3 separate regions of the Homo sapiens genome follow, and all the other regions are linked to region 3. The links are chromatin contacts, found by Hi-C or POLR2A ChIA-PET in ENCODE. All regions are on one chromosome and are shown on one strand. Each heading gives the region's core, a stretch centred on a gene start or an enhancer-like site at or near the end of the contact. The rest is flanking DNA. Distances are from core to core; before and after follow the strand shown.

What was found. Hi-C counts contacts between places; a loop is a spot of excess contacts on that map. ChIA-PET counts read pairs that join two places held with the same protein, here RNA polymerase II (POLR2A). Pooled maps may share reads with other maps.
Region 1: a map with no recorded cell type shows a loop between it and region 3 (9-fold over the local background). The contact joins the promoter of MARF1 here to the promoter of PDXDC1 in region 3. A Hi-C loop is called at or near these places in 6 of 37 single-sample maps with no recorded cell type and 10 of 50 pooled maps. POLR2A ChIA-PET finds 5 or more read pairs at or near these places in 2 of 52 experiments (A549 and BJ).
Region 2: a loop to region 3 is called in a pooled map, with 6 times the contacts of the local background. The contact joins the promoter of CEP20 here to the promoter of PDXDC1 in region 3. A Hi-C loop is called at or near these places in 4 of 50 pooled maps. POLR2A ChIA-PET finds 5 or more read pairs at or near these places in 2 of 52 experiments (HepG2 and activated CD4-positive, alpha-beta T cell).

Annotation. Positions count from the first base shown.
Region 1 is chr16:15,641,508-15,644,771 of GRCh38, reverse strand. It overlaps MARF1 (meiosis regulator and mRNA stability factor 1), which reads left to right and starts at 1,618. Exons shown (of 27, transcript NM_014647.4): 1 at 1,618-1,754. It overlaps MIR484 (microRNA 484), which reads right to left and starts at 1,478; the gene lies at 1,400-1,478. It also overlaps a transcript of NDE1 not described here.
Region 2 is chr16:15,887,096-15,890,370 of GRCh38, reverse strand. It overlaps CEP20 (centrosomal protein 20), which reads left to right and starts at 1,768. Exons shown (of 5, transcript NM_144600.4): 1 at 1,768-1,813. The coding sequence starts at 1,786.
Region 3 is chr16:14,973,587-14,976,442 of GRCh38, reverse strand. It overlaps PDXDC1 (pyridoxal dependent decarboxylase domain containing 1), which reads right to left and starts at 1,417. Exons shown (of 23, transcript NM_015027.4): 1 at 1,223-1,417. The coding sequence starts at 1,243. RefSeq lists an enhancer at 1,336-2,099 and a silencer at 2,257-2,551.

The sequences.
Region 1 (3,264 bases), core at 369-2,868, 670 kb before region 3:
TGGGGAAAAAACACCTCTGAAGAGTAGCGTATTTGTTTGGTACTTTGAAAAAAGCCAAAACGCTAGAAACGGGTTTTTCATCTATTCTAATCTCCACTTGGAAAATACTACCTATACACAGACATAATGAAGATTTTTTTCTTTTTCTTTCTTTTCTAAATAGTGATAGGGTTTCACCGTTTCCCAGTCTAGTCTCAAATTTGTAGGCTCAAGAGATCCTCCCTCCGTAGCCTCTCAAAGTATTGGGAATACAGGCCTGAGCCACTGCGCCCAGCCCACAGTCAAGATTTAGTCAGCAGTAATAAATACCTACGCAGGGAGAGGATGTGTGCTTGTCATCTGCCTTCTGGAAAATTAAATACAGGCACAAAGGATTCTTCAGCTACATGTCTGATCCTGCCCTCCACAATACCCGTCTACAGGGATGTTTACAGGGATGTGTTAATCCCCACGTAATGGGGATTGCCTATTGAAATAACCTCCCAGTAAGGATTTTTTTGGGCAAAATATTCTCGTTTGGCAATTTCGACTTACTGATTCTTTTGCAAAGTCAACTTGTTTCTGGGCAAACTTTAAAAATAAACTCCTAAGGTAGCATTTAGCTAGCAGCTAGCACATCCTAAATCGTGTCTAGATTTAACTTACACAATATGTGCTTTGCTTTTTTCCTAATTTGCAACAGAAAATAGTAATCAGCTGGTAGTTTCAGAAATCACCCTTTTGCTGAGTCTTAAATTTTTTTTTATTCCAGGGAAACGTGAAGATTGTGGGGCGCTATTTTTTTTTTTAAAGCAAACCACACAGCATATCTGGCCACCTAAAACACAAAGTGTTTGAAACTAACCGTAAGATTTCCTTTCTGCTCGCCCAACCTGTCACTGGAAACGCAGTATTCATTTGTAACCAGCTTTGGAGCAGGGCTTTTAAAAATAACGTTTTCTTGCTAAAGTCCCCAAAAATCTCTTGATTCTTGGTGGCAATGTCCAGTTGAGTCTTTGCACACACTGTATTTTTGCCAACTGGGTCGCAACTTTGCGAGAACTCCGGGGGACCTCGTAGGAAGCCAGGTTGGCAGTTATTTTTTTCTCCACTTGCCACTAGGTTGCACTAGATTTAGGATGCTGGGGAATATGCGCCATTTAATTTTTAAAAATAAAGTAGGACCATCACGTGACGAGACCCGAGAGAGGAAAAAAAAAAAGCCGAAGGGACAGGGTTTTTCATTGAAATCCCGTTCAAATCGCCTTCCCTCCAAAGCCTGAAAGAGCTGAATTCTATTAAATCCTGGTTGGCAGGTTTTTTCCTCGGGTCCACGTCACGAGCTCATTCTCCGCTTCAAGGTTCCTTTCGACTCCACAACGTGAAGCCAGGGGGAAGGCCTCCTTAAACTGGGGGTTTTCGCCAAAAAAGCCAGGGTCACCCCCCGGGAAAGTCCCTATTTAGGGGTTTATCGGGAGGGGACTGAGCCTGACGAGGCTGCAGGGCCGCGAGGCCCCGCCCCCCCCGGGGTTCCCAGCATGCCCCGCGCGGACAGGACGCGGCGGCGGAGGCGGGGCGAGGAAGGGGCGGGGCGAAGAGGAGAGAAGGGCGTCGGTTTTGCGACAGGGGCGGTGCGGTGCGGAAGCGGAAGTGAAGGGTGCGCTTGGCGGCGGCGGCGGGAGCTGCGGAGTCGGGAATCAAAACAAAGGGCCTGGGGGGGGCGGGGGGAAGGCGGCGGGGCCGGAATGTGAGCGGAGGTGGAGCCGGCGGCAGAGGTGAGTTTGCAGACAGTCCTGCGACCAGACCCCGGCAGGCTCTGCTCCGAGGCCAGCGGGGCGGGACGGAGGACAGTGTCCCCTCTTTCCCCGCCTATTGCTGGTGGGATGGTGGTGGAGAGGGGAGGTTAGCTAACTGGGACGCGCCAGTTGGGCCCCCCACGAAAGAGTTGGCTTGTCTCCCTTTCGGGTCCATTCACTACTGTCACTGTTGGCGCCGCTGTTCCCCTTCGAGGGCATTTGGCTCCCCGCCCGCCCCTGTCTGACCCCTGGTGGGGCCCTCCAGGAGTGAAGTGCACAGCTGGAAGGTTAAGAGAGAAGGAAAGGGGCGGGTGTTTTTGCAACACACTCCCCCCTCCCCGGCCGTTTTGCATTCTCCTCGGCCTTTTAGCAACACATAGGGTGTAGTCTCAGGGTTGACAATGTCTAGGGCTTCAGCCACTCTCACTAGTAGTTGTAACGCGACCTCGTGATACACCTTTTAGAGTTTCTCAAGCACCTTTCCGGTATTACCAAGAGCTGTCCAATTGCATTTGTGTCTTTTGGACTTCTCTGAGCGGTAAATATTCTTCTCTTTTGCATATCGGTGTATTGAAACCTAAACTGTTTTCCTATTTATTAAGCTTTATTCGTTCAACAGTTATTTATTAAAATATGCCAGGCATTGTACTAAGGACAGGAGTTGGAATAGTGGATAAGAAAACATAGTCTCTGCTGTCATGGAGTTTATAGCCTAATGGGGGAGAAAGATAATAAAATAAGCTAAAAAGGCCGTTTTGGACAGAAGAGCTATGGGGGAGAAAACGGTAATGGGATGGGGTGGTGTGGGGTCAAAGACTAGATTGGGTGCTAAGGAAACAACATTTGCTAAATGTTCCCCGTGGATTACCTCATGTAATCCAAACAACGGCCTTGTAAGGTGGTTTCTATTATTATCACACCCATTTTAGAGATGGGATCTGAGGTTCAGAGAGGTTGTGAGTTGTCCAAAGCTGCACCGCAGTCAAATTGGAGACCAAAATGCAGACAGTCGACAGAGCCTATGCTCTCCTCATTGAATTGGTCAAAAGACTTGAAGAGAGTGACAGAAAGGAGACTGTCGCTCAAGTCAAACAGAACCTGCTTTTGGCTACCTAAGTTGCTTCGTGGATGGTATTTGGGAAGTTTTCAGGGTGCAGGCACCTGAAAGTTTTTACTTTTAATCGCTTGTATTGAGCAGTATTGAAGGCACCTTGATGTAGTGGAAAGGGGTGAACAAGCCTAATCTTGTGTCAGGCTCGCTACAAAACTTCATTAAGTTTCTTTTTCTCTCTCTGCAAAAATGTAGCTAATTTCTCCCCTGTCTATTTCACAGGATTATTGCAAAAATTATATAAGAGGATCCCACCGTCTGGGTTTTTTTCATCATTATATTCCTTGTGCCAAGCACAGGCCTGCTGCATAGTAGATACTAAGTAAATATTTGCTGAATGAAGACATAAGTAATGTTAAGTGAAAATACTTTATAAAC
Region 2 (3,275 bases), core at 519-3,018, 910 kb before region 3:
AAGCAATCCTCTATCCTCGGCCTCTGGAGTAACTGGGACTACAGGCATGCACCACCATGCCCGGCTAATTTTTTGTATTTATTTTGGAGAGATGGGGTCTTGCATTGCCCAGGCTGATCTCAAACTCCCGAGCTTAAGCAATCCTCCCTCCTCGTCCTCCCAAAGTGCTGGGATTACAGGGATGAGCCACCGCACCTGGCCAATGTATCAGTTTTAAAAACAATAGGCATGGAACCAAAAGTATGCTGGAAGTTCCTCGGAAAGAGGTTTCCTTGCTCTTAGGTGGTTTTTTTTTTTTTTTTTTTTTGAGGCGGTGTCTCGCTCTGTCGTCCAGGTTGGAGTGCAGTAGCGCGATCTCATCTCACTGCAACCTCTGCCTCCCAGGTTCAAGCGATTCTTGTGCCTCAGCCTCCCAAGTAGCTGGGATTACAGGCTCCTGCTACCACGCCCGGCTAATTTTTGTACTTTTTTTTTAGTACAGAGGGGGTTTCACCAGGCTGGCCAGGCTGTTCTCGAACTCCTTACCTCAGTCTCCCAAAGTGCTGGGATTCCAGGCGTAAACCACCGTGCCCTGGCAGCTCTTAGGTGTACTTTTTTTTTTTTTTTTTTGAGACGGAGTCTCACTCTGTCGCCCAGGCTGGAGTGCAGTGGTGCCATCTCGGCTCACTGCAAGCTCCACCTCCCGGGTTCACGCCATTCTCCTGCCTCAGCCTCCCGAGTAGCTGGGAGTACAGGCGCCCGCCAGCACGCCCGGCTAATTTTTTGTATTTTTAGTAGAGACAGGGTTTCACCGTGTTAGCCAGGATGGTCTCGATCTCCTGACCTCGGGATCCGCCCGCCTCGGCCTCCCAAAGTGCTGGGATTACAGGCGTGAGCCACCGCGCCCGGCCACTCTTAGGTGTACGTCTAATCGATGTTTATTATTTAGCCAAGTGTTTGGATCTCACCGGCATTACAACTGGAATCATGCAACCTCACACTCAGTTTAGGGTACATTATTCCCCTGTTCCTTTTCCTTTACTTCCATGGGATGTTGGAGCTTATTCCTTCATTAGTTAGTTCCATAAAAAGCTCCTGGACTCCTTACATGCACTGTGTAAGTGCGAGTGGAAGAGGACAGGCTGGTGACCTTGGTTAAGTCTCTTCAGCGATGGAGGACTCTGTTTCCTTCATTGTAAAAACGGCGTGATCATAAGGAAATAATGCGCTAAGGCGTCACAGTAAGTGCTTAATACAGTGGTTCTCGAGGTGTGATCTCCAGACCGACCAGCAGTACCAGTACCACCTGGGAACTCGATAGAAATGCAAATCCTAGGGCCTCACCCCAGATTTACAGAATCAGAAACTCTATGGGGAGGACTAGCAAACAATCCGTTTAAACAAGTCTTGGAGGTGATGAGGATTCATGCTCAAGTTTGAGAACCGCAGGGTTAATAGGTGGTAACTACTAGCAGTTGGTACTTGAGGCTGCAGAGACAATGAAAAACTCAGCTGGCTAAAGTTAAGCACTAAGGTGCCAGCAGCACCCCACAGGGCTCTCCACTGCCTCAGTCCCCGCCCTCCCTGCCGTCTCACTCAACTGGGCCTTCCGAGAGCGCTCGCTGATTGGTGGAGTCTCTGGTCGACATTCACTACCCACTCAACCGCAGAGCTCATAAACTGAGAGGGGCGGAAGTGGGCGGGGCGAGAGCTGTGCGCCTATTGGCTACAGACCACGCCGCAGGGTGAGTGGGGCGGAGCTGCGCGTGCGCAGGGCCGCGGTGCGGCCCTGGCGGCCGTTGAAAAATGGCGACTGTGGCAGAGTTGAAGGCTGGTGAGTGCGAGCAGGGAGGCCTCCACATGGGAAGCGTCGGGCCTTCATCTTGTGGAAAGGATGGGATGGGAGGAGAGCGCGCGGAACACATGGGTTGGCTTTTACAGGCGTCATTCTTCGGTGTGAGGGCCTGCGGGGAGCGTCTGGCTGCTGTCTTGGCCCGTGCGCGGGGAGCTCTTATGGGGAAGAGGTTGCCCACTGGCGAGTTTTAAGCCAGTTTGGAGCTAAAGGAGGAGTTGCGTAATCTTCAGGCATCTAAGAGGCCTACAGGCCTGCATCTTGGGCCCCTGGCTCATCTTCTTGGACCCTGCCGGGGGCTGGAGGACTTGGACCAGGCTTGGCACTCAGGGCTGATGACTACAATTCCCACAACCCCTATTGGGTTAGGCACTGCCCTAAACAATTTGCTTGGTTGTCTCGTTGGGTCCTTACAACAACCTGTTAAGTAGCCCTCCCCTCCTTGCTTTTTTTTTTTTTTTTTAAAGAGAGGGTCTCTCTGTCGCCCAGGCTGGAGTGCAGTAGCGCGATCACAGCTCACTGCAGCTTCGAACTCCGGGACTCCAGCTATCCTCCCACCTCAGCTTCCAGAGCAGGTGGGAATACAGGGGCTCTTCACTACGCCCGGCTAATTTTTGTATTTTTTGTAGACACGGGGTCTTACTGTCGAACTCCTGGTCTCAAGCTATCCTCCTGCCTTGGCCCCCTCAAAGTGCTGGGATTACAGGTGTGAGCGCCTGGCCCCTTTTTCATCAGAAGAAACTAGAGGCAAAAAGTTTGCTGGCCTGGCCATTCTCCTGTCTTTTCAGGAAAAGATACTCTAAGCTAGTTATGTTTGAGTCATTAATGACATTTGTACGCTGTTTACTTTGAAGCAAATGTCCAGACAAGTAATAGTAATAATAGTTATCATTGAGCCTCATGTGTCAGGCACTACTCAACTCAGCCTGTGTGTTACCTGATTGTAACAACCCTATGCCCATTTCATAGACTGGGAAACGAGGTACTGAGAAGTGAAATAGCTCAAAGTGATTTCACTGGAAAGAGACACAGCATGGGAACCTAGTTGTGACGCACTGGAGCGCCAGGTCTTAATCACTGAGCAAGATTGCTGTCCAAAAAATAAAACCAGTTCCACTTTGCAGGGAACCCAGGGTTTAAACTAGTAATTCTTAGATATTTTAGGGAGGAGACGTGTATAAAAGTGTGTATTTGGGGACAGGGCTGGTGAACAATCATAAAACAGAACAGGCATGCATCTGTCCACAAGAACAGACTTCACGAGTCTACAGATGCTGTTCCCAGGGAAATACACATCACATGTAATATTGCATACATTTTCAGAGGATTTAAAGGTACACTTGGAATGGGCCAAGCACAGTGGCTCATGCCTGTAATCCTAACACTTTGGGAGGATCGCTTGAGCCCAGAAGTTTAAGACCAGCCTGGCCAACATGGTGAGACC
Region 3 (2,856 bases), core at 168-2,667:
AGTAGGCTATACCACTGTGAGCACATGAAGACATCTGGCCCAACCTTTACAATTATTGCCTTCAACTCTCCAGTGACAAGTGAACAAAATCTACAGCAGCTGCTGCCTTGAAAAAAGACAAAATATATTATTCCTACCAGCTCAAAATTAAAATGTAGCCGTCTTAAAACACGAGCATTGCTCCTGAATGCCACATGCATGAAAAACCGGGTATGCACTGGATTGGACAAGCAGACTCCCAAGCTGGAACAGACAGAAGGGCTTTGAGGGAGGGCAGAATGTCAGGTACCGAAAGCAGGAATCCGTGAAGAAACCCAAACTGGTTTCCATTTACAAGCCCTAACACTGGGACAATGAGAATCCGTTTCACATGGTAGAGCAGTCAGCCTGGTACACCACGCTGCCGTTCCCCCAAGGGGAAACCAGAGGTAGGCTCTGTTACCAGTGGATTTCGAGTTGACTCGGGGATCCCTCCTCGCCACTGGAATGGGGGAGCCAGGAAGTTGTGGAGCAGCTGCGATCCCCAAAACTCAATTCGCAATCTACGCAACACCCACCCCTTTCTGGAACTCAGAGGTTCTCGCCCGGTGATCGCAGGCTCAGCATCAGAATCACCTGCGTGGGGCGGAGTGGGAGCGGGGCGGTGGCGGTTAAACACGCAGTTCCCGGTCCCGCCCCCAGAGGTTCTGACCCCGGGACTGAACCTCCGCATTTTACCAAAGGCCCCAGGTGATTCCCACTCAGGCTGAAGTTGGAAAACCACTGCTTTGGCAATTTTCATTCCTAACTCGGAGACCAAGAAAAACCTACAGGTTTGCAGCTGGCTCTGAAATAACTGCGGCTTCTTTCCGGGAGCATCTGGGGCCGCCAACGGAGAGCTCCCGGTCCTCCGAAAGGGCCAGCCGAGCTCAGGCCGGCCACTCGCGGAACCTCGGCAGGGCCCAAGGTCGGCCCCGCGGTCCCAGTCCTGGGCTCCGGGCCCGTCGCGGCCCCCACCGAACCCCGCCCAGCCTCTTCGGCCCACGGGGACCCAAGAGACACCCGGCCCCGTGACGCGCCCGGGCCCCAGCCGCCCTCCCGGCGAGGCCTCCTCAGGCAGGGCCTGTCAGCCCGCGTCCCCCTGTCCGGGTCACAATGGCAGCTCGCGACTGGGAAACAGTTGCCTCGGAAGCGGGAGCCCCGGGCCGCAGCACCGTCCCCATCGCCCCCTCCCGGCACGGACCTTCTCCAGGGACGCGTCCATGGCTGAGGCGGCCGGTGGTGGCCTGGCGGTCCCGGGCTCTACTTCCTCCTCCCGCGCCCCGCAGCTCCTTCCACGCTGGCAGCGCTGACGTCCCCCGCGCCCGCGGCCGGCGGGGCGGAGAAGAGGAGGAGCTGCCAGGCGGCGCCGCGGGCTGCCGAACCTGATGGTTGAGAGGCGGCGGGGCGGGGCCCCGTAGCGCTGGGCGGAGCCCTCTGGGATTCCGTACCTGGGCGCCACGCCGGCCCTCCCTAACGTGCGCAGGTGAAGGGGGGAGGATGCCCGGTGGATTGTTCACCAAACTCTTTCCAGCAGCCTGTTGCAATCATCAAGGTAGAAGTATAATAATCACAAAGTACTATTCATGGAGTGAAAGGCTGGAAATACTAGTGACGCACCTCACTTCCGGGCCCAGGCTTCCAAGTCTCCCGCCTCACCTCCCGCCGGCATCCCTCGAGAATGGAACAGGCCATTCGCCAAGGAGGCGGTGAGCGAGTGGGCAACCTTGCGCATGCGCAGGACTCGCAGCGTCCTCGGCGCCCGGGGACTTGGGGGTTTTGGGGTTGGGGGCTGCTTAGTGAACGCTGTTCAGAGAAGGCACTGATCTAAGCTGAGGTGTTGTCTCAGACCTTACCGCCGAATTCTAGACGGAAAAAATTGTTGTAACAACCGGTCCAGCCTCTTTCATGTCACAATTATCACTTGTCAGGTAATGGGTAGTAGTAATAATGATAATATTAATACATCAGCTGCTGTTCTTCCATTTTCCTATTTCAGCAGCTCTAGGAGATCATTATCCCCATTTCGCAGTGCCGATCTAGGTAGGATTCAGACCCAAGCCCCATGAGTCCACATACTGCTTCCACTCCTACTTTACTTTAAATGTTTTAAAAAGTTAATTTTTTATTAATTTTTTTATCTTGTTAACCGATGAACTGAAGAGAAAAAAAATTAAAATCTCATTTTAATAGAGAAGGTAGGGGTGTCTCACTATGTTACCCAAGCTGGCTTCAAACTCCTGGCCTCAGGCGATCTTCCCGTCTCAGCTTCCCCAAGTGCTGGGATTACAGGCATGAGCTACCACGCCCGGCCACTTTTGCAATTTTACTGCAATGTGTTTCGAACGAATGGGGAGGGCGTACATTTGCTTAGTAGATTCCTCCCACCTTAATGTGGGAAACTGATATAGACTACCACAGTGGCAATCAATGGAACACTTCACCTCTGCGATGACGCTACAACCACAATCTTACTCCTTTTCTCTCCTGTTTTATACTCTTCGTCCCGAAATCTGTGTAAACAGGGTCACATTTTCAGCGCAGTAACTCCATGTTTTGAGCTATCTACGTTGTATTTGGTAAATTGCCTGGTTATGTTAATAAAATTATTTTCTACCAAAAAACCCTTGTGTGCTGGTTTAGACTGTACTGTGGGGATTATTCTGACTCTCTAAAGAGCTTTCCAAACAGAAGGAAAGATAGATTTATGTCTTTCAAGAATTGAAGATTGAATGTACCCCTGCTTGAGCAAAACAAGTCACTTTTCCAACGTGTTATGAAATTTTTCAAACGTAGAAAAGTTTAAACAGTTGTACAGTGAACAACCATATACCCACT